3 separate regions of the Homo sapiens genome follow, and regions 2 and 3 are each linked to region 1. A link is an interaction called in ENCODE POLR2A ChIA-PET data of the cell type or tissue named here. Cell type or tissue: OCI-LY7. All regions are shown on one strand. Region 1 overlaps BMP2K (BMP2 inducible kinase). Region 2 overlaps LINC01094 (long intergenic non-protein coding RNA 1094). Region 3 overlaps LOC101928893 (a long non-coding RNA gene).

Region 1 (8,000 bases):
TGACCACCCCCAAAACTGTTTTCTTAAGATCAGTTATCCAAAGCACATACTTTAGACTACCCAGCTCCCACTCTGTCTAACGGTAGTGGCTCAAGGGAATTCAGGCTAGAACATTTTGAGAGTCACATCAAATACAAGCAATGCAGTACCCACAAAACAAAGATGTACTATACATATAACCATAACAGAAATAAAACAGGCTAGGAGTCCAAAAATAAATCTGGTAGTATTTTTTCATCCATCTATTTAATGCTAGAACTACATTATTAACAAATATCTCTATCTCCTTATTTTAAAATGGACAGAACTTCAAAAACAGAGTCAGCCTTCTCCTAAATATCAACTGAACAGCTTGATATGTCAAATATGGCTGCTATCCAATTGTTTCATAGTAATTTGTAGCAAGCCCTCTGATCACTTTTGAATACCAAAACTCAACCTCTTACAGAGGTACTCAATACTATCATGAGTACAGCACTGCAAGAGATAAAAGACGAATACAAGGCCAAGCATGGTGCCTCACACCTGTAATCCCAGCACTTTGGGAGGCCAAAGCAGGAGGACCACTTGAGGCCAGGAGTTCAAAACCAGCCTGGATAACGTAACAAGATCCCATCTCTACCAAATATTTTAAAAATAATGAGAGGGAAAAAAAGAATGAATACAAGATAAGCCTTAAAAGAATTAAATTTTAAAGTAGAGAAAATTACGCATTTTATTAGAATAGAACAAAGCTATTTAAGATAAGTGCTATATGAGTAACAGTTGCTACGCAGAGCAAAGGAAGGCATAATTACACTTATTTGGTTGTAGATAGGGTTTCAGGAAAAAATAAAGATTACAAAAAAGTAACTATTTTAAATATATCCTACAAGACCCCATTTTTAACAGAGTGGTGGAGGCCAGTATTTGCATTCTGGGCAAACATAACAACATAAGCTAAAAAACAGAAATGGAGAAGTGTGGCAAGGTGGCACATGCCTATTGTCCCAACTGTCGGGAGGCTAAGGCAAGGGGACTGCTTGAGGCCAGTAGCTCAAGGCTGCAGTGAGCTATGATCACACCACTGCACTCCAGCCTAGCCAATAGAGACCGTGTCTCAAAACACACACACACACACACACACACACACACACACACACACACACACATTGGGTGGCTTATAAGCAACAGAATTTCTTACTGTTATGGAGACTGGGAAGTCCAAGAGCAAGGTGCTGGGAAATTCAGTGCCTGGAGAGGGCTTGTTTCCTCACAGATGGCCATCTTCTCACTCTAACCTTATGTAGTGCAAGGGATGAGGGATCTCTCTGGGGCCTCTTTTATAAGGGCATTAATTCCATTCATGAGGGCTCTCATGACCCAATCATTTCCCAAGGGCCCCATCACTAAATAGCATCACCTTGGGCGTTGGGATTTCAACATATGAATTGCGGGAGGAGTCACAAACATTCAGACGATAGCAGAAAGCTTGAGAGAAGTGCAGAAAATACCAAGCACATCAGTGTAATATAAGTAGGGAGTAAGAGTAAGAGATTAAGGCTGGAGAGGTAGGTTGGAGGTCATACTGAACTGGAGGTTCAGGTCAGGGGGTCCTGAATCCTAGAGTAACGAGTTTGTACTTTACTTGGTTAGGCAAGTAAGAGAGTGACATGAGCATAAGTCCATTTTAGGAAGAATAAACTGGAAGGAATACAAGAATTGGTTTGGCAAGGAAAGAGTCTGAAAGAACAGTCCAAATGCTAATATAATTCTCTAAACGAGATGTATTAAGGACCCAAATTAGGGCTGACAGCATTGGAAACAAAAGGTACCCAATTTCCCACACATATCAAGGGTAAACTTTGTATCTGTAAACTTCATCAGAGAAAGTACTGTCATACCTCCTCCTCATATATTCTTTTTGAATAAAAAGGTTTTGTTTTGTTACTAATACTCTCTAAAATACATATATTGTGCATGAGTCTCTTAGAGAACACAATCAAGATAGTAAAATAAGCAATTAAGGTGGCATGCCCACTGAAACTAAATAGTATTCTGAAATGTCACACAATTTAATTTGAGCTTCTACCCGGATCTCAAGGACTAGCATGTAAGGCAACTTCTTAGAAAAGACCTTTTTCCAATGATTAAAAAATAATTTTAGGCCGGGCGCAGTGGCTCATGACTGTAATCCCAGCACTTTGGGAAGCCAAGGTGGGCAGATCACCTGAGGTCAGAAGTTAAGAAACCAGCCTGGCCAACACGGTGAAGCCCTGTCTCTACTAAAAATACAAAAATTAGCCAGGTGTGGTGGCAAGAACCTGTAATCCCAGCTACTTGGGAGGCTGAGGCAGGAGAATCACTTGAACCCAGGAGGCAGAGGTTGCAGTGAACCACAACTGCAGCACTGCACTCCAGCCTGGGCAACAGAGCAAGACTCCGTCTTGAAAAAATAAAATAAAATAAAATAAAAATAATTTCATACTTTAGGATTAAAAAATAAATTGCCATTCCATTGTGAAGTCTGTCAAAGAACTCAAATTGTATAACGATCAAACACAATCCTTTCATTATGGTCTCAATCCTGAAATTGTTCATTGCTATTCCTCCCTGTCCCATGCTCCTCATTTATCTAAAAGAGCAGTTAAAATCAGTTACATAGACAGAATCCAAGAATACTAAAATGGAAAAAGATGTTACAAATTCATTTTTTCCACTTCATTTTTTTCTTGAGGAAACTGAAGTCAAAACGTCACAATGCAAGTTAGAGGCAGAACAGGGATTACCAGCTGGTATTTTTCCCCGATAGATGCGTCCAAGAAGGCACTATTTCAAAGATAATTAAAAATGTTAAAATGGGCAAACTAGTAACAACAATCATTCCATATTTTAAAATAATACTTACTGCAAAATGCCTCTAATGTTACTGCAATTCTACAAGACTAGGATAAACCAAAAACAAAGTCTCTCTGTAGAAAAGGCCTTACAACCACTTTCCTGCAGAGAGAGACTTTTGAAACAGTTAGCAGACATGTGCTGACTGACCTCATTTGTAAAGCTGATACACATAGACAAAGAATCTCCAAATTAACTAAGTGCCCAGCTATTTAAAACAGCTCAGTCATTAACCACTCAACTTCCCAACTTAGTCCCCTAAAAATAGCAGGCTGTGGGTAGATGAATGGTTCACCAGATGCATGCAAGATAAAACAAAGGAATAAACAGTCCCAATCTTTTGGAGATGAAATATTATACCCGACCACTAGAAAAGTGTGGCAGCTTTGAAATGGTAGTTCAAGACTCTTAACTTTGGAATCCCAAGTCAAGGCTTTAATCATTTTGATAACTACCAAATGAGCTCTATTGGATGTATATGAAACTACTTCAAGTTCTGACAAAAAAATAGGAGGGAAATGGTGAAAGAAAACCAAGATAATATACAAGATCAGAAAGAACACTATATAAGACCCAGGATCAACATAAGGACATCCGTCTCACTTTCTAGTACATTCTCTAACATTGACAACATCAAGGACCTTTTCCAAGTTTCCCTACTGTGCACCCCATGATGAAACATACTAACAAATATTAATTCATTTTCATTATTTTTAAAATATCGAAGACATAGCCTTTTCAATCTGCCCAGCATGAGAATGTCAGTATTAACCACAATAGTTGACTACAGCCTAAAAGCAAAGATATTTGGCATGTTTGTACAATTTAGCACTTTTATTTTTATTTATTATTTATTTATTTATTTATTTATTTTGAGACAGCGTCTTGCTGTGTCACCCAGGCTGGAGTGCAATGGCTCTATCTCACCTTACTGCAACCTCTGCCTCCTGGGCTCAAGGGATTCTCCTGCCTCAGCCTCATGAGTAGCTGTTATTATAGGCACGTGCCACTATGCCCGGCTAATATTTGTGTTTTTAGTAGAGATGGGGTTTCACCCTGTTGGCCAGGCTGGTCTCGAACTCCTGGCCTCAAGTGATCTACCTGTCTCAGCCTCCCAAAGTGCTGGGATTACAGGCGTGAGCCACCATGCCCATCCTGTACAATTTAGCACCTTTACTGGAGATAAATGCATTATAAATTTCCACTGTTTTTTTGGAATACTGAAAATTTAGAATAATTGTTTTAGTGTCAGTAGCTTGTCCTTGAATAAAACTACTACCTCTAGAGGAAATACATTAACGGACAATCAAAATTACATCCTAGGAGCTATCACTACAATAATAACATAAACAACCCAAAAAAGAACCATTTGTTAATATTGTATATAGTGTCCTTTGTTGCAAATAATTTCCATTTTATAGTGAAATCATATGCTACTATATAGGTCAAAATTTTATATAGCTGATTGAAACTTGAAAATTCAATATGGCTGAGGGACACATAATTATCTAACAAACTATTCAGATATTTTTCAAACACAAATGTGATACTTATTCAGGATAAATGTGATACCAAATATATAATAAAGTCACTATAATTTCCAAATCAGATTTCACTGAAAGCGTATAACCAAATCGGAACTTAAAAGTTCACTCATAGTTATGAAGAGATTTGGCAATGCACTGTCAGGTACTGTCACACATTATCTTCTCTAATCTTCATAATAGATATTAACTCCTTGTTTCAGAAGAGGAAACAATGTTTTCTAAGAGCTTAATTAAACAACAACAAAAAAGGGTGCTGAGTAAGTACTACTGGACAACTGAATGCACAGGTGAATAGACCTTGGTTCTACCCCCAAAAAGCTCAGCATCCAAAAAAAGCTGTCAAAATTAACCACAAAATGTAAAACAATTTCACAATTGCATGTAACATACTTTTTTAAAAACTCAGCCACCTTTGTAGAATAAATAAAAATACAATGTCAATAAAGCAAGATAACTACAAGGGGGCATCTGGGTTATTTTTTTTCTTTCCTGTTTCAAGTTGTTAAGTGAAATGACACTGCCTTAACGGTTGTTTGTCTTCACCAAACTAGAAAACACAGAGTCCTCTGGCCTAAGTACAAAACCTTTGATGGTCCAGTAAAGAGCCCTCCATTGGTGCTCTTCAATTTGCAAATTAGGCCTTAAATTCTACTGAAGATCATCATCTGATTAAAAATAAAAAAATCAAGCACCATTTCCTTTGAGAAGTAGCTGAATGTTCATGGTATGGCCAACTTGTGTGATACAACATCAATTAAAACAGAGTCTGTCTAGCCTTAAGAATTTTACTATCTGGTAGTGGAGATGACAGAGGAACAGTAGTTAACAACCTTAGTGTTTCTAGGTGCTTACATAATTCCATCTCAAGACAGGTTAAATGTGACAAGAGGGAAAAAAGCAAATAGTTACAAGTGTCCACAGAAAGGAGGAAGTGATCATAACCAGTACTTAGGAAACAGGGATTACAGAGACAAAGGCAGAGTGCTAGGCAAGTACAAGATTCAGTCACGGACCAACAGGGAGTGGAGCACATTGCACCAGGCGCAAAGAGTATTCACCTAGCAAATAATTACAGGTAAGCTTTTAAAGATAAGAAGTGAGCATGAATAACTGTGAATGCCAGGCGAAAAAATGTGATCAAGTAAGATGACTTTGCAGCAACACAACTGCTCACTCCCTCCCCTTCTTGAAATACTCTCAAGTTTCCAGGTATCAGAGTGTCCTGGTATTCCTCATACCTCTCTAGCACCTTCTTCTTAGTCTTCTTCGCCCGCTCGAAATCAGTGGTACTCGGTACTCAAGACGTGGTTCCTGAACCGGCAGCATCTGTATCACTGAAAGAGTGGGCCTCACTCAGACATAATCAAAAGTTGGGGACCAGGCTCAGCACTTCTGTTTTACCAAATCCTCTGAATGTTTACAATGAACACTAATGTCTGAGACCAATGCACTATAGGAGTCCTTCAATGAGCACCTTCTCATTCTACACTCTCCCTACATCCATCCTCTCCCAGGGCTTTAAATAACAGCCAGGGCTCACTAATCAATCAGAAGTACCATCTCTAAGCCCAAACACCTTTGCTGAGTTCCAGACGACATACCCAGCTTCCCATTTGATATTTCCTCTCAGATATCTCATCCAAACACATCTCTAAACATGTCTGAACTACTGGCTGTCCTCCAAACACCTCAAAAAAAAAAAAAAAAATCTGTTCCTTCCTTATGTTCCCAAACGGTACTTTCACCTGAGAGATACATAAGCAAGTAATTCCTAACACTTCCTATGACCACCACAAGGTCTTCCCATTTAAGCATTATCATCTTCATCCCCACTGTCATCATTTTAACCTTATAATTTGTATACCTCTCTATACAGCAATCAGCATGATCTTGTAAAAATACAAATCAGAGCATGTCACTGCCCCAATTCAAACCCTTCAATAGCTTCCTGTTGCATTTCAGATAAAACCTAAACTCCTCAGCATGGTATACTAAGCCCCGGACCCTGGTCACCTTGCCAACATCATCTTGGATCTCTCTTACATGTGATTCATTCATTGTAGTCCACAGCTCTGAGCATATTTCAGTTTCTGAAACTTCCTTCCCTCACACAGAGACTTCAGTCTTCATGACATACTTCAAATCACCCCAACCTCACACCTCTGTTTTTACCTAACTTTCTTCATCCTTCAGGTTTCTGCTAAAAGATCAAAAAGGCCTTCCTTGACCCCCCAGTCTAAACTGAATTCTCTCATAAAACCCTGAGCATTGTCTTCACGACACATATAAAAAATTTTAACTATAGTAACTTGGTGATTTTTGTTGGCTTGTTTAGCTTTTACCTTCCACACTAATCTGTAAGTTTCATAGGCCAGAAGAATACCTCCACTATTGTCCTCTACTATGTTAAGTAGCACCTAGCAGTGCTTAGCACACCAAAGGCATTTAATGAAGTTGTGTAGTAGTAACAGTTGTTGATATTTTTATTCGATCCTTCCCTTTTTTCTATCCTCTCTATCTTCTCTTCGGAATGTGAACTTACAAGTTACTGGGCAGCCACAGATGCTTTCTGCAAATGAGATATAATGCTTAAATCTATCATTTCCCTACTAATTTATAGTGCAAAATCAGATGTATAGTACAACCTTCCTGAAAAATTAACAACGAGAACTGGCTAATACTTAGCTTATCTAAGCATTTAACTCTAAGAGAAATACTGAGCTATTTTTAAAGAACCCTGTAGTAAATTCCTGGCCTCCAATTACTAACAATCCAATAACCCCCAACACCCATCTCAGTAAATCTTACCCACATCACCATATTCACACTATCATTCCTACCCAGCCCCCATAACCTCGTGATTACATTATCTCAACAAGTTATCTCTGCTCTCCCAGTCTCAACACCCCATTTTAGGTCCATTTTGTACCAAGGACATTTAGGGAAAACAATGTCCCCTACTCAAAAACCAACTTATTATCAATCAGTATTAAATTCCTCAGACTAGCACCAAAGGCTTGTTATGGTGATGCATGTGGTCAACAAGCCAACCCCAGGTTTTAGTAAAAACTTGGAAGGTTACATTGAATTAATTATATGAGCCTGACAATTTGTCACTGTTTGAAGCTAAAACCAACATACCGCTCTCCCTCATTTCTACAGACCAAAGCTGGGATCTGCTTAGTACAGACTCCTAAACATGTTTTTGAGAAAAAAAACATGAACTGCCTCACTATGTTATCAGTCCTTTAAACTTTGAGGAGGAACTAAAAAGGTGCAAGTTCTATTTTCAAACACTTATGTGCTTGACTACAAAGACATTATGATACAAAGTATATAATGTTTCAGAGAGAAAACTTTAACAGTTTAGTTATAACATACAACCTACCCCTGAGAATCTGCTTTTCAAATTATAGACATAATATGTGCATATACATATCTACCTATAACAAAGGTTGCTCCTCATTAGTTGAGGATACTATATTTACAAATTCATCTACTCACTAACATTTATTTGTATCCCCAAAATCATTACTCATAGCACTTCCACTGTCATTGCAGACATGTGCACAATGG
Region 2 (8,000 bases), 100 kb after region 1:
CTATGTGAATCTACTTTTTCAGCTGTAAATCGTATGAAATCTAAATTCACATCAAGTATTTTTTTTGAGATGGAATCTCGCTCGGTTGCCCAAGCTTGAGTGCAGGGGTAAGATCTCTGCTCGCTGCAACCACTGCCTCCCTGGTGCAAGTGATTCTCCTGCCTCAGCCTCCCAAGTAGCTGGGATTATAGGCATGTGCCACCATGCCTGGCTAATTTTTGTATTTTTAATAGAGATGAGGTTTCATGTTGGCCAGGCTGGTCTCCAACTCCTGACCTCAAGTAATCTGCCTCCCTCCCAAAGTGCTGAGATTACAGCCATAAGCCACCACACCTGGCAATGTTTTTGATAAATATTTCACAACCAAATTGAGACATGCTACAAGTGTAAAGGACACAAAAATACATTGTATAAAAAATTTTACATTTTAAAATATTGATTATATGTTGAAATAATATTTTGGGTATGTTGGGTAAAATAAAATATATTATTTAATTTAATTTCTCTTATTTATTTTCCTTTTTATTGAGAGCACTAGTAAATTTTAAATTACACAGGTAGCTTTCATTGCATTGATTTTAGGTAGTGCTCTTCTAGAGATCCCCAAATATAATATTTCACTACAATTCCTGATAGAATCTTCTGCCTCAGGAAGCTAGGTTAATAATGTCTATTTATATAAATACAGAATATGTTCCTGAATATATAACTGATGGTCAGGAAAGGGAGGCACATTTGGTAGAGAAGAGTGAGCATGAACTGTGGAGTCAAATCTGTCTGGGTTTGTAGCCAAGCTCTGCCCCTTAAACAGTTACCTTTAATGAAGTACTTGACCTCTCTGAGTGTCGGATTTTCTCCCATGTAAATTGGGGATATGAATGCCGTAGAGCACGGGTAGGGCTCTGCCCTGATTCTGTGGGCCTCCTTCATCATTTCTGTGCAGAAAGCCCCTCTGTCATTTGCTTGCCCAGCCCATATCTGTGGCTGTCTTTGGGGAACTGCCCTTGGGCTACTGGAGCTGCTTGGGGTCATAGCCAGTGAGTGACTGGTGCAGGAGTTTGAAAGCCTAATTCTCTAACCTCAAATAAGGACAAACTTCAATGTGTAATTTACACATTACCCTAGAATACCCCAGCCCAGGCAGAGACTTTACCTGGAAAAGAGACTTTTATCCCCATCTTACACTTCTCTCTCCTGCGTCTAAGGGTCAGCTTCTGAAGAATCCAACTTGAGGCAGCTACCTACTGCCTATGTTTTTTAGGGACTAAAGGAGAAATGCCTGGCAAAGAGACCATTCTTTTTTTTTTTCCTTTCTTTTTTCTTTTTTTTTTTCTAGAGTGGTTATTGCTCCATCACCTAGGCTTGAGTGCAGTGGTGTGATCTTGGCTCACTGCAGCCTCAACCTCCTGGGCCCAAGCAATCCTCCCACCTCAGCCTCTTGAGTAGCTGGGACCACAGACGTGCACCACGAGACCCAGCTAATTTTTAATTTTTTTTTGTAGAGGTGGGGGTCTTCCTATGTTGCCCAAGCTGGTCTCAGACTCCTGAGTTCAAGTGATTCTCCCACCTAAGCCTCCCAATGTTCTGAGATTACAAGCGTGAACCTCTGTGCCCAGCCACAGAGGCCATTCTTAATCCTCTTCAGTTGCTTATACCATCCAATACACTCCAGTGATTTTACTACCACACTGGGAAGATATGACTTGTCAGATATTTTTTACAGTCCTGGAATGGGTTTGTGTTGAGACAGCCATAGTCTCTTTCTCAGTTCCTTACCCCTGGCTATTTCTTCATTAGCTCAGATGTAACAAACATGTGAGAACTTACAGGTTAATGAGACCTTAGAGAACATTGAATCTACTTAGGAACAACCAATGTTGCATACGTTTCTGTGATTTCTCTGTGAGTACAATGTTAAACAGATGCTGTGGGTAATTAAATCACTCTCAAGGTATAAATGAGACTACTTAAAAGGAACGTTAACTATTTCAGAACCAAAATAGGAGATTCCTTCAGTTAAAAAATAACTTACTCAAATGAAATATAATATACATACAATATGCTTTCTCACTATACAAAGACATATACATGTTGCAACTATAGTATTTTATATGTGAAAGACAAGCTGCTTGTATTTTTGGTTCATTTTTTGACAAGTTTTTATAAATAGTAATACTTATCATTTATGACACTTATTACATGCCAGACATGATTCTAAGACATTCACAGACACTATCTCATTTAGTTGACTCAAAAACTCAGTTCAGATATGATCGCTTCAGAGGGTCCCTTCCTGGCCTCTCTGAATTCATCACCTTCAGTTGCTCTGCCATGGCCTTAACTCTACCTGTAATTTTGGTTTATTTGGCTTATATGTTTAATGAGACCCTCCCCACCAACTCTTTCCCCACCCCAATTAAACCGTGTGCTTCAGATAGCAAGTACTATTCTGCCTTGCGTACTTCAGTATCCACAGTTGCTAGACTAGTGGCACATGCTAAGCATTCCATAAATATTTATTGAATGACAGAATGAATGAAAAACTTAATGTAGATGAGAGCTCTGAAGCCCAGAGAGGCTAAAAAGTTAAGATCCCAGAGCTGGTATGGTAAATGACAAAACTCATATGTAAATTCTTGTCTTTTATCCAATAGGAGATATTGTCCTTTATTTTATGTGGGCTATAGAAGGTTGACACATCTCGCCTGTAAGGAAATCACTCTCTAGTAAGGGAAGGAAGTCATTCCCTTCCAGTCAACAAGTACTTATTAACCCTTGCTAGGTATTTTATTAAGCACTAGGAACACAGACGTAAACAATACAAACACAGCCGAGGCTGGCGTGGAGCTTTTTGTCTAGACTCTTGAGTAAAGAAGACAGACATTATAGGTAACAACAAGGGAGATAAGTATTTTGAAAAGGAATGTACAAAGATAGAAAAGAATAGCAAGGTAATCCAACCAAGTGAAAGGGGTCAGGGAAGCCTTCTCTGTGGAAGGGAATGTAGCTTGTCCAAAAAACCGAGAGAAATAAAATGTGAAGGTCATGTAGAGGTGAGAACAAGAATGGCAGGTGGTAAATAGAGAAGAGCCTTGAAGATGATATCTGCAAATAATAATCACACATGATGAAGAGTGATGTGTCCTAACAGAGGTGGATTACAGTGCTATTGGAGTTAGGAGAATGGTAAGATTCTCATTATAGGGGAAGCTTTATGAAGTTATTATAATGACATTTATAATAACTTTGAGGGCTGAAAAAATATAGATACATTGAAACGGGAAGGAACATCCAAACAGTTTCTTGTATCTCTCTTAATTTCACTTTTTGAGTAGGTAATACATTCCCATGTTTTTATAGGTGTATAATGCCTTAAACTGTACAATATCTCATTTCCACTACTGTTTCTCACCCATCCAATCCCCAAGCCCCACACTACCACAGGTAATCTCTTTTGTTAGCTTTTTTGTATCCTTTCAGAATTACTTTATGTAAATATAAACAGTTATAAATATAAATGCTTATCCCTAAACCTTTTACCACACTATATAGCATACTGTATACACCATTCTGTACTTAACAACATGTCTTGGAAGTCTTCCCATATCAGCACAGGAATTACTTCCTCATTTTTTTCACAGCTGCTCAGTGCTCATATGGATGTATCATAATTAATTTAATCTTTTATTGATGAGCTCTTGGAGGGTTTTCAACTTTTGTCTATCAAATAGTTTTATAGATATGGCAGCTTATAACTGTACAAATATATTTATAATTTTAAAAGCTATTGCCAAATTGTCCTCAATGGAGGTTATATGAAAATACCTCCAAATGGTTAGATTTAACTGCCTAACTAACGATGAAGCTAGAGAAGCAAATAAAGTAAATTTTTTAAAAAGACACCACTCATGTACTTGATCATTTCCAATAAAACACTAGGTACAACTAAAAGTTAGAAATGGAAAATTGTATTGTATGTTGGCTCAGGTATGGATCCAAATTTTGTGAGGCTTGAAGTTTATGCAATTGGAGGAGGCTTCTTTAAGAAAAATAATAAGAAATTACAAAATGTAAAATTAGCAAACAGAACTTTGGAAGGGGCTCATGTGAGAGAGGGGCCCAAAGTGTAATCTTCATTTGTTTTGTGGCAAATCTGCTGTGTATAAGACCTACATACACACATGTGAAGGAGAACAAATTACTCATCCTTTTCACCTGGGAGAAACCATGTTCAAAACATGTGGACCACTGCCCTCAACGACGTGTCACTGAGAATAATTCCACAGGCCTTAGTGCTTTCCGCTCCATGATGTACGTAATATTCCCTGTAGTTGCCTTCTATCTCTCTAAGTGAATTCATTCAATTTATGCAACACCTTTCATCTTCAAAATCCCAAAGACCTTACAGGTACTTTTTTTTTTTTTTTTTTTTTTTTTTGAGACAGGCTCTCACTCTGTCACCCAGGCTGGAGTGCCATGGCACAACCACAGCTCACTGCAGCCTCAACCTCCCAAGCTCAAAGGATCCTCCCACCTTAGTTTCCCAAGTAGTGAGGACTACAGGCATGTGCCACCATGCCCAGCTAATCTTTTAATTTATTTAATTTTTTTTTGTAGAGACAAGGTCTTGCTATGTTTCCAGAGCTGGTTTTGAACACCAGGGCTCAAGTGATCCTCCCACCTTGGCCTCCCAAAGTGCTGGTATTACAGCTGTGAGCCACCAATACTAACCATACTAACCATATGACCTTATAACCAATGTTAACAATATGACCATGCTATAGAGAAAACTGTAACATTATAAAGATAATTCCCTGGGAAGAGTTCAAAGGGCCCCCATCAATCTCACCTATCCTGATAATATGCGTCAAAGTTGCAGCTGGCAAGTGGTTACCATTGGGAAATGACTTCTTATATAAAGTTTGAAAAAGATAAGCTGATGAATTGCATGTAATGGTCCAAAGTTAATTATCTATCTCTGTAATAGGCAGCAGCTTGTTTGTCTGTTCCCACGTTTTACGTGTTCCTTAGGCTGGCACCTTTATGGTCCCTCTGGAAAGAGAAGACAGTCAACTGATGAGGAGACAAGACATTTCTTGGAAAAGCAGAACAAGAAAAAACAGGAGCGGAGTAAGGAATAGAAAAGAAGAAGAGGATGCAGAACCAGGGTTAAGAGATAACAGAATTAACTGGTGTAATGCTAATTAAAAACAAAGGGAGAGCTAACAGAGTGATGGGAGGAAGACTTGGAAGGACTGCTGTTGTCTCACCACCAGCAGCCCACAAACCTGTCCTTCAAAGCAGGGCACTTTGTTTCACAGCAAAGATAAATGTACAGGAAAAAAGAAAAAAAAGTGAAAATCAAGTCTAAAAGAATATACAGCATGGAATAAAAATTAAGAAACATGGAGTGCCTGCCAAACAAGATTTAGGTTTTAGTGGAACTGACTTCATTTAATAGAGAAAGACTCACTTCTGATACTTAAAACGTAGGCATTATCCAATTAAATGAGACTTGGAAGGAGTCCATATCCAGTCACCTGCTTTGCAAATTGTAGATGTCCTATGATGAACTTTAAGTCACCTTGACCTTTAGCCAAATATGCCTCATAAGCTGAGTTTCATGTTCATTGCTGGTGTCCAAATGTCCACAGTTGAATTCTCAGGTTTGTGGTGAACAGATTTGGTAACTTCTTTTTAGGAAGCATCTGCTGCTGCTCTTGTTTCTTTATTTTACTTATTTTAAAGATGATTCGTTAGGTAAGGAGAAGAAAGTCACTGAGGCCTTTGTATAAGGTAATTAATTTACCACCACAAACTGATATGCTAGAAATATCACCTTTCATCCTTTCTGATTTTGTTGTTTTAAAAATGCATTTTTTTCAATTTGTTTTTTTAAAAATTTATTCTAATCCCATGGTGTCTCACTGGGTGATGGAAATTGAATCTGTTTCATTATTGAGGTTTGCTCTCCCTCTGATCACATAGGACTCAAGGATACTTCTGCAGTGCCCAGAAAATTGGGTGTAGAAGTCACTATTGTTTTGGCTAACCCAGCAGACATTCTCAAATACCTTCTACTTTGCCACTTTCCTTGCAGCTAGGAGTGGACAAGTGGTCAAGTGATGGTGCTGGCCAATGAGAGGTAAGCAAGTTTCGGAGCTGTCTGGAAAGGCTTTGCTTTTCCTGACAAAATGAATGTAACATCCCAGTGCTCCCTCTTCCTTTCTTCCTCCTGACATTAACATGCACATGATGCCGAGAATTGCAGCAGTCATCTTACAACCATGAAGAACAGGTAGGGAGAATTGCAGACTTGGTGGCCCCAACATCACTGAGCCACTGTTCAATTCCCAGAGCCACTTTCCTCCAGAATTCTGTTGTGAGAGAAAAAGAAACATCCTGTTTGTTTAAGCCACCGTATGTTGGTTTAAAATTTTTTTTATTGTTTGCAGTTAAAAACATTTCTAACTGATTTAAAGAGTAAACAACTCTAACCTCCAGTCCATGGAGGTTATTGCAGATATACTTATTGTTGAATGGTTCCTAGAAATCCAGTAACAAATTGATCTTGGGCCTCTCATTGGAAATGGAAAGTGACCAGGGTTGGGATCCTGGTGCTTGGAGCTCAAAAGTCATGCAGTGATTCTCTCAGAGACCTTGCCTAGGGACCAGAAGTGGGTCCCTGCTTCTCCAAAAATCTATAGACTGCCCAGACTGGAGAAGTTAACCCTTTTCCCATCTTGCCACTTTTAAAGGCACTCTCCTTCATTCAGATCATGTATTACCATCTCTTCTATGAGTTGAGGTTTTTACAAATCAAATGGAGTGCCTTTCTTCAGGAAGCTCCTACTTTCTGCTCAGTTACAAATCACCTCTGAGACAAGGAGACAAAAACTGACTTATCTCACCAGAATTGAGGAGGTTAAAACTATAGAGAGAACCAACACAAATTCATATTTTAATGAATTACCTTGCCACACCTACCACTCCAGAAAAGTAACATCTGTGACAGAAAACACTGTGGGACTAATGATAATTGATTAACTAGGACAACTTTTGATCCCTATACCTGTACCTATTTGCATGGATAAAATCATTTGGCATGATTCTACATCTACACAGAAGGCTTTCCAATGCATGGAGCATGGGTGATATACAGATGCTGCTGCTGCTTCTTTTTCTTAAGTAAAAGGGTCTTGTTTTATCACCCAGGCTGGAGTGCAGTGGCACAATCATAGCTCACGGTAGCCTCACACTCCTGGGCTCAAGTGATTCTCTCCCATTAGGTTCCTGAGTAGCTAAGACTATAGGCACATGCTACCACACCCAGCTTTAAAAAAAAAAAAAAAAGTGTTTTTTGGAGACAAAGTCTTACTATGTTGCTCAGGCTGGTCTCCAATTCCTGGCCTCAAGTGACTCTCCCACCTCAGATCCTTTCGTCTTGGCCCCTGAAAGCGCTGAGATTACAGACATGAACTACTGCATCTGGTCTGAATGCTTCTTCATACAAAAGCAAGACAGCTGGAGCCCCAGAAGCATGCATTCGGATTGTGATGTGGGGATGGGAAGGAGAGTAAGGATGTCTAACCATCTTGGACTTGGGCACTTCTTTTTTTTTTCTTCAATTTTTGATACAGTCTCACTCTGTCTCCTAGGTTGGAGTGCAATGGTGTGATCTCAGCTCACTGCAACCTCCACCTCCTAGGTTCAAGCAATTCTCCTGCCTCAGCCTCCCAAGTACCTGGGACTACAGGTGTGAGCCAACACACCTGGCTAATTTTTGTATTTTTAGTAGAGGTTGGGTTTTGCCATATTGGCCAGGGTGGTCTCGAACTCCTTACCTCAAATGATCCGCCCACTTCAGCCTCCCAAATTGCTGGGATTACAGGTTTGAGCCACCATGCCTGGCCTTGGACTTGGCCATGTCTAAGACTTCCACTGTTTATATTGTTTATATTTTAATTAATTAATTAATTTATATTTTATTATTTTTTTTA
Region 3 (8,000 bases), 62 kb after region 1:
CTTGGCAGGCAAATCACTTGAGGTCAGGAGTTCAAGACCAGCCTGGCCAACATGGTGAAACCCCATCTCTACTAAAAATATAAAAAATAGCCAGGCATCATGGCATACACCTGTGATCTCAGCTACTTGGGTGGCTGAGGCAGGAGAAGCACTTGAACCTGGGAGGTGGAGGTTGTAGATCGCGCCACTGCACTCCAGCCTGGGCAACAGAGCGAGACTCTGCCAAAAAAAAAAAAAAGAAGAAGAAAGAAAGGAAGGAAGGAAGGAAGGAAAGAAAAAGAAAGAAATCATGGATTTTATACAAATACAAAATGAACACATGAAATATTTTATTTATAAGGCAACTGTAAGATGTGAAAAACAGTTCATAGAGACTTCAAAGAACAGACACATCTACTGGCAGTCAGGAATGCTGAAATGAATTTGCTAATAGAGGCAAACTAGTCTCTTCTATATATGAAACCATTGCATATTCACTTTGACAAAATTTGTTTGCAGTTCTATGAACAGAAATTGTTGGCATTATTATCAATTTTCTACAACTTACAGAGTTATAAGACAGCTCATTCAAAGACAGGGAAAGGCACAGACCCCATACAATGAGACAAACCCTGAAAGGTATACTAGATAACACTTCATATTCCATTAAAAAGACACCTGGAAATAAAAATCTTTTTTTAAATTTTCACATTTCAAAGTTTCACAAATTTTCCTTAAAAGTTGTTATATGATAACACACACACACACACACACACACACACACACACACACACATGAATTGGCCTGATTATTTACATAGGTATGGCAAAAGTATTAATTAACCATATTGATTTTTTTTTTTTTTTGATGGAGTTTCGCTCTTGTTGCCCAGGCTGGAGTGCAATGGCATGATCTTGGCTCACGGCAACCTCTGTCTCCCAGGTTCAAGCAATTCTCCTGCCTCAGCCTCCCGAGTAGCTGGGATTACAGGCACATGATACCACGCTCGGCTAATTTTTTGTATTTTTAGTAGAGACAGGGCTTCACCCTGTTAGCCAGGATGGTCTCGATCTCCTGACCTCGTGATCCGCCAACCTCAGACTCCCAAAGTGCTGGGATTACAGGAGTGAGCCACGGCACTGGCCATCAATTGGTGGGGCACTTATAGAGTACTTAACTAGTACTCTATAAATGCTAATTAAAGAGAGCAATGTTTTAGCTCTGAAATAGAATTATATAAACTTAAACAACACATTTTTTCATTTTTAGTACCTAGAATATTATTCTGTTCAGTTGGATGTATTATTGAAGTGAGGAACAACCTGCAGTCAAACATTGAAATGGGCATACGCCCTTGTCCTCCTTTGTCCCACATTGCTCTGGGGCATGATTGACCTGCTGCAGGTGTTGTTCCAGAAAGGGTCAGTTTGCTGCCATTGTACGTTTCCCTAGGCTATCTCATTTGTAATCCCTTCTTCTTCCCCCTTGTCTTAATCAGTTTGGGCTGCCATAACAAATACCATAAACTGGGTGGCTTATAAACAACAGAAATTTATTTCTCACAGTTCTGGAGGCTGAAAGTCTGAGATCAAGGTGCCAGCATGGTCAGAATTATGTGAGGGCCCTTTTCCAAATTGCAGACGGCAGACTTCTCATTGTATCCTCACGTGATAGAAAGAAGCAAGGCTGGGCACGGTGGCTCACACCTGTAATCCCAGCAATTTGGGAGCCGGAGGCGGGAGGATCACCTGAGGTCAGGAGTCTAAGACCAGCCAGGCCAACATGGTGAAACCCCCATCTCTACAAAAAATACAAAAATTAGCCGGGCATGATGGTGGGTGCCTGAAATCCCAGCTACTTGGGAGGCTGACCTGGGAGAATCAAGAATCGCTTGAACCCAGGAAGCAGAGGTTGCAGTGAGCCGAGATCACGTCATCGCACTCCAGCCTGGGCGACAGAACAAGATGTCAAAAAAAAAAAGAAAAAGAAAAAAAAGAGATCTCCCTGGGGTCTCTTCTTATTCATGAAAGCTCCAGTCTCATGGCCTAATTACCTTCCAAAAGACCTGCTTCCAAATACCATTATATTGGGGGATTAGATTTCAACATATTATGAATTTTGGGGAGACACAAACATAATCCATGATGCTCTCTTTTTTCTTTGATTAGAAAATTGGCAATAGTTGTTTCTAAACTTACAGGACTCCTCTCAAGATAACTGCTGAGAATAGAGGGAAATTCCTGGTAGATATAGATATTGATATACAAATAAGCTCCCCAAAAATGTCTGATAAGGGCAGAGTGAGGGGTGGTTTACATTCCAAGGTCCTCACTGCTGTCAGTCAAGGGGATGCAAAGTAGTGAGCTGGATGGGAGGCCTGTGAAATCCTAGCAGTGGATAATCAGATAAGGGGGAAAAAAATAGGGAAAAAATGGGCTTGGCTTTCTTTGAGACATTAAGGTCTTGTTCTGCATTCACTTACTCATTCTCACTTACTGGTTTATTTATTCAGCAATATTTATGCATTTATATAACAGGCCCTGTGGTACTCACTGGGCACAGGCAGACTCTTGTTTAATGGCCTGCATCATTCCCATCTCTGGTTACTTGCACCTTCTCTCTTGTCTCACTGTTACAGCATTGATTTTTATAACATGTCTATTTCCTTTCATAAAATTAAAACTTGAAGGCAGTGGAGTTCCCCATTGTTTGATTTTTCACAGTCCCTAACCTAATTCTTGGGTTTTAATGGACTCTCAAAAAGTGTTTGCGGCTTTGATTTTTTTTTAATCTCAAAACTTGGTGATTGTTGGTGAGAAATTTAACCAATTATTTCATGTTAACACCTTGTGGACTGTAAACATGTGCTAAATCAAGCAGCTCAAAATGTCTGGGCTACTGGAACTCACTAAGCAAGGCCTTAAATAGGATAGAAGCTGCTGGGGAGGTCCTGGGCCTCCAGTCACTCCAGAAGGACCAGCATTTGACCTCTGAGGGAGGCCTGGAGAGGGAAGGGAAGAAGAAGCCTCAGGACTTACTCAAAATGCACATGCTCAGAGGTTCAGGTCTCTACATTTTTGCTTTCCCCCTTTTCACTTTCACAATTACAAGGGACTGTAGTCCTGTCCACCCTTTGGGGCAGGGGATAAATGCGGCTCCCAGGGACATTTTTTTGCCAAGCTTCCTCTCTCATTCCCATTCACTCCTTCCTTCCTGTTTGCAGAGAAGCTCATAGTTGTATTTAATTCTTCAGTGAGGTTTCCGCTGGCAGCGAACAACTGCTGTTAGTTCGTTTTGAAAGGAGCTTTACTTCATTAAAACACGGTGAAAGGAGGATTGCAATTAATAGAATAATAACTAAAAATGGGCATGTTAAGTGCCCACTCTCCAGAAGGAGAGTGAGAATGAAGAAAAAGTAGAGTCTGGAAATCCTAGAAGTTCCCAATCTGGAGAAATCTCAGGTTTTTAAATATATGCCCTGGGGCCTTGCTATTCAAAGGGTGGTTCATGAAAGAGGAGCATCTCCATCCCCCGGGAGCTAGATAGAAGTTCTAGATAGAAGTTCAGGACGTCTACAGTTAGAAGCCCACTGCAGACCTAAAGAATCAAAATCTGCATTTTAACGAGAGCTCCAAGTGATTCTTCTTCACATTAAAGTTTGAGAAGTGCTGATACTATCTCGATAGATTTGAATTATAAAAGACTTCAAACAAGGGCTTTGCACTTTGCCCTCAGGGAACCTATTCAACTGCCCCCTGTCTCTCATTTTGGCTGTGTACTCAATCATTCCTGTGGAACAGAAAGGATCACTTTGGGCTGAGCTCAGCAGTTACACCAGATTCATGTTCAGATGTCTGGAAGCCTCTCAGCCAGGAAGGAAAAATTATATTGTAACTTTTCACTCTAGCAAGAATCAGGTATTGTTTGTTCCATTTTATAGATAAGGAAATTGAGGTTCAGAGAAGTTAAGTAATTTATTCAAGATCACCCTGTCAGCAAGTGGCATGGTTGAGTCAAGCCCAGGTCTACCTAACTCCAAAGGTCATGCTTTTTCATATGCATGATGCTTTTGTGGTCACTATTGTTAGCTATATTCTTTTTAAGCAACACTTTACTGGTCTCTCCCTTCAGAGTACATATACTTTTTTCAGGATATATTTATATAAGAGCCTAAAGTCATGCTCTTTCATAAGGTTTGAATTTAGTTACTTACAACTGCCAACCACCCCATCCCCCTTTGAACAATTTTCAAAGCAAGGTTCTTTCACTGCTGAGGGGAAGGAAACAGAAAGGCGGAGTGACCGAGCACGGGTTCCACTTCGGAAATGACCCCGAAGGGAGTCTGGGCTGTGCCAGAAAGAGGAGCAAGATAAAAGAGCCCAGGACTCAAAACCGGAAATGGAAGAGAACTGTGTACACAGATGATTCTGTCACCTTTGGCAGTTCTGCCTCTGTCACCTCATCATGATCAACTCCGCACCAGATACAGAGGGGGCAGACTCAAAATGTCAGCAGCGACAATGCCAATGCCACAATATGAGATACCCTCACCAGAAAGGATTCGGCGTGGTGCTATGAACATGGCTGCATGCTGCAATCTTATGACACAGTCCAGCAACTTGTGGGGGAAAAAAAGAAAAAAGAAAGGGGGTTTGTAAGCATGGGGAAAGCAGGAGCTAAAAGTTATAAACGGCAACCCCAAACCTGAGTAGAAGATTTCTATAAGGCCTTCCATTATTTTAGAATATAATTCTAATATTAATGAACTTTTTGAAGTAGACCAACCCTCTTCTGCATTTTAAAAGGAAAAAAAAATGTACTGTACATTGAACTCTGCAATATTTCCCCCTCAGTTTTACTTTTTCGAAAAGGTAAAGCCACAGAAAAATTGAAATAGTAGTGAAATCGCCTTTGCAAAAATTATAACCGTAAGAAAATTATGACAGTGAAAGAGATCTCATCTAACCAATCCCCATCTTGCCCTTAATCTTCAAACTGCCCTTAAGGATTCCTGGGCTTGGGCCAAGCTAACTTTGGAATACATTTAGTTTATAGTTTAAATGATAATAGCCCTTTCCAAAACTAAACTGCCTTTGTAAAGCTAATGAATGACCACTAGATTAGAATGAAAGGAGCCTGAATTCTGCTGTAGTGTAGATGGAAAGGACTACCAGCCATTATTCCAGAGATCACAAGATTTGTGACTTCCCCAATTACTCCTGCAGATCACATCACTCTTGGAGAACCTGAGATTAGCCTTTTCAGGTTTTTGTCTCTGAAGGCTGATGGCTCCACCGATCCTGCCAACTGGTCCTGTGGCCACACCCGGAAGCGGACTCAGCAGGCTCAAGGACACTTTCCACACTCCTAGGACTGCATCCCCAACCAATCAGCAGCACCCATTTCCTGGCTCTCCAAACTGTCCTTGAAAATCCCTAACCTCCAAATTTTCAGGGAAACTGCTCTGAGTGATAAAACTCCAGTCTCCTGTTCGGCAGGCTCTGCATGAATTAAACTCTTTCTCTATTGCAATTCCCCTGTCTTCATAAATCGGCTCTATCTGGGCAGTGGGCAACATGAACCCACTGGCTGGTTACAATAGTACAATGAAAACCTGTATACCCATCATCCAGATTTAACAATCGTTAAGATTTTGCCTTTTTCTCTCTTTCTCTCATTCTGTTGTTTTTTTCCTCTATTTCAATTTGACTGGTATCTGGGTTGTTTTTTTTTTTTTCACGGATAATTTATCATCTGTTGTTTTTAATTGAACCATTTTCACAGCATTTCATCCCTTAATACCTTAATACAAGCAGTAAGAACAAAGTCATTCTCCGCATAACTATAATATCATCATCACTTCTAAGTAATATAACATTGATTTAATATCATATAATATATTGTCAAGGGCCAAGGGAAAACTTCTGTCAGGCCTCTGAGCCCAAGCCAAGCCATCACATCCCCTGTGACTTGCACATATACGCCCAGATGGCCTGAAGTAACTGAAGAATCACAAAAGAAGTGAATATGCCCTGCCCCACCTTAACTGATGACATTCCACCATGAAAGAAGTGCAAATGGCCGGTCCTTGCCTTAAGTGATGACATTACCTTGTGAAGTCCTTTTCCTGGCTCATCCTGGCTCAGAAAGCACCCTCACTGAGCACCTTGTGACCCCCACTCCTGCCCGCCAGAGAACAAACCCCCTTTGACTGTAATTTTCCTTTACCTACCCAAATCCTATAAAACGGCCCCACCCTTATCTCCCTTCACTGACTCTCTTTTCAGACTCAGCCCACCTGCACCCAGGTGAAATAAACAGCCATGTTGCTCACACAAAGCCTGTTTGGTGGTCTCTTCACACAGATGTGCATGAAATTTGGTGCCGTGACTCAGATCGGGGGACCTCCCTTGGGAGATCAATCCCCTGTCCTCCTGTTCTTTGCTCCATGAGAAAGATCCACCTACAACCTCAGGTCCTCAGACTGACCAGCCCAAGGAACATCTCATCAATTTTAAATCAGGTAAGCAGCCTCTTCTTACTCTCTTCTCCAACCTCTCTCACTGTCCCTCAACCACTTTCTCCTTTCCACTCTTCAATCTCTCCCCTCTCTTAATTTCAATTCCTTTCATTTTCTGGGAGAGACAAAGGAGACACATTTTATCTGTGGACCCAAAACTCCGGCGCCGGTCACGGACTGGGAAGGCAGCCTTCCCTTGGTGTTTAATCATTGCAGGGACGCCTCTGTCATTATTCACCCATGTTTCAAAGGTGCCAGACCACGCAGGGACGCCTGCCTTGGTCCTTCACCCTTAGCAGCAAGTCCTGCTTTCCTGGGGAAGGGGCAAGTACCCCAACCCCTTCTCTCCTTGTGTCTACCCCTTCTCTGCTTTTCTGGGGGAGGGGCAAGTACCCCTCAACCCCTTCTCCTTCATTCTTAGCGGCAAGTCCCGCTTTTCTAGAAGAGGGGCAAGTACCCCAACCTCATATCTCTGCACCCCAATCCCTTATTTCCGTGCCCCAACCTCTTATATCTCTGTGCCCCAATCCCTTATTTCTGTGCCCCGACCTCTTATCTCTGCACCCCAATCCCTTATTTCCATGCCCCGATCCCTTATTTCCATGCCCTGATCCCTTATTTCTGTGCCCCAACCCCTTATTTCTGCACCCCATCCCTTATTTCCATGCCCTGACCTCCTATCTCTGTGCCCCAACCCCTTTTCCCACTTTTCTGGAAGGTAAGAACCCCCGAACCCCTTCCCTCCATTTCTCTACTCTCTCTTTTCTCTAGGCTTGCTTCCTTCATTATCATCAACCTTCCACCCTCCATTCCTCCTTCTACTCCCTTGGCCTGTGTTCTCAAAAACTTAAAACCTCTTCAACTCACACCTGACCTAAAACCTAAATGCCTTATTTTCTTCTGCAATGCCGCTTGACCCCAATACAAACTCGACAGTAGTTCCAAATAGCCAGAAAATGGCACTTTGAATTTTTCCATCCTGCAAGATCTAAATAATTCTTGCCGTAAAATAGGCAAACGGTCTGAGGTGCCTGACGTCCAGGCATTCTTTTACACATCAGTCCCTTCCTAGTCTCTGTGCCCAGTGCAACTCTTCCCAAATCTTCCTTCTGTCCCTCCCGCCTGTCCCCTCAGTACCAACCCCAAGCGTCGCTGAGTCTTTCTAATCTTCCCTTTCTACAGACCCATCTGACCTCTCCCTTCCTCCCCAGGCTGCTCCTCGCCAGGCCGAGCTAGGTCCCAATTCTTCCTCAGCCTCTGCTCCTCCACCCTATAATCTTTTTATCATCTCCCCTCCTCACACCTGGTCTGGCTTACAGTTTCGTTCCATGACTAGCCCTCCCCCTCCTGCCCAGCAATTTACTCTTAAAAAGGTGGCTGGAGATAAAGGCATAGTCAAGGTTAATGCTCCTTTTTCTTCATCCCAAATCAGAAGCGTTTAGGCTCTTTTTCATCAAATATAAAAATCCAGCCCAGTTCATGACTTGTTTGGCAGCAACCC

The links. Peaks named below come from ENCODE experiments on the same cell type or tissue, not always from the same donor. Only the 100,000 strongest peaks of a DNase experiment are listed, where the experiment ranks them.
Region 2: POLR2A ChIA-PET joins it to region 1 with 5 read pairs; 7 of 35 experiments call an interaction of 5 or more read pairs at or near these places.
Region 3: POLR2A ChIA-PET joins it to region 1 with 5 read pairs; 4 of 35 experiments call an interaction of 5 or more read pairs at or near these places.

What each region holds. Positions count from the first base shown.
Region 1 is chr4:78,779,557-78,787,556 of GRCh38, reverse strand. The region is part of intron 1 of BMP2K (BMP2 inducible kinase); the gene reads right to left. Among named protein-coding and RNA genes, the nearest start is that of BMP2K, 7.2 kb to the right of the region's middle. In OCI-LY7, no CTCF peak of the experiment used is centred here; no DNase peak of the experiment used is centred here; H3K4me3 peaks cover 397 bases; H3K27ac peaks cover 535 bases.
Region 2 is chr4:78,679,138-78,687,137 of GRCh38, reverse strand. It overlaps LINC01094 (long intergenic non-protein coding RNA 1094), which reads right to left. Exons shown (of 3, transcript NR_038308.1): 3 at 2,637-6,377. Among named protein-coding and RNA genes, the nearest start is that of LINC01094, 37 kb to the right of the region's middle. In OCI-LY7, no CTCF peak of the experiment used is centred here; no DNase peak of the experiment used is centred here.
Region 3 is chr4:78,717,626-78,725,625 of GRCh38, reverse strand. The region is part of intron 1 of LOC101928893 (a long non-coding RNA gene); the gene reads right to left. Among named protein-coding and RNA genes, the nearest start is that of BMP2K-DT, 54 kb to the left of the region's middle. RefSeq lists enhancers at 3,112-3,683, 4,137-4,186, 3,684-4,254, 4,437-4,566, 4,827-5,397 and 3 more and a cis regulatory region at 4,119-4,603. In OCI-LY7, no CTCF peak of the experiment used is centred here; a DNase peak (open chromatin) is centred at 4,355.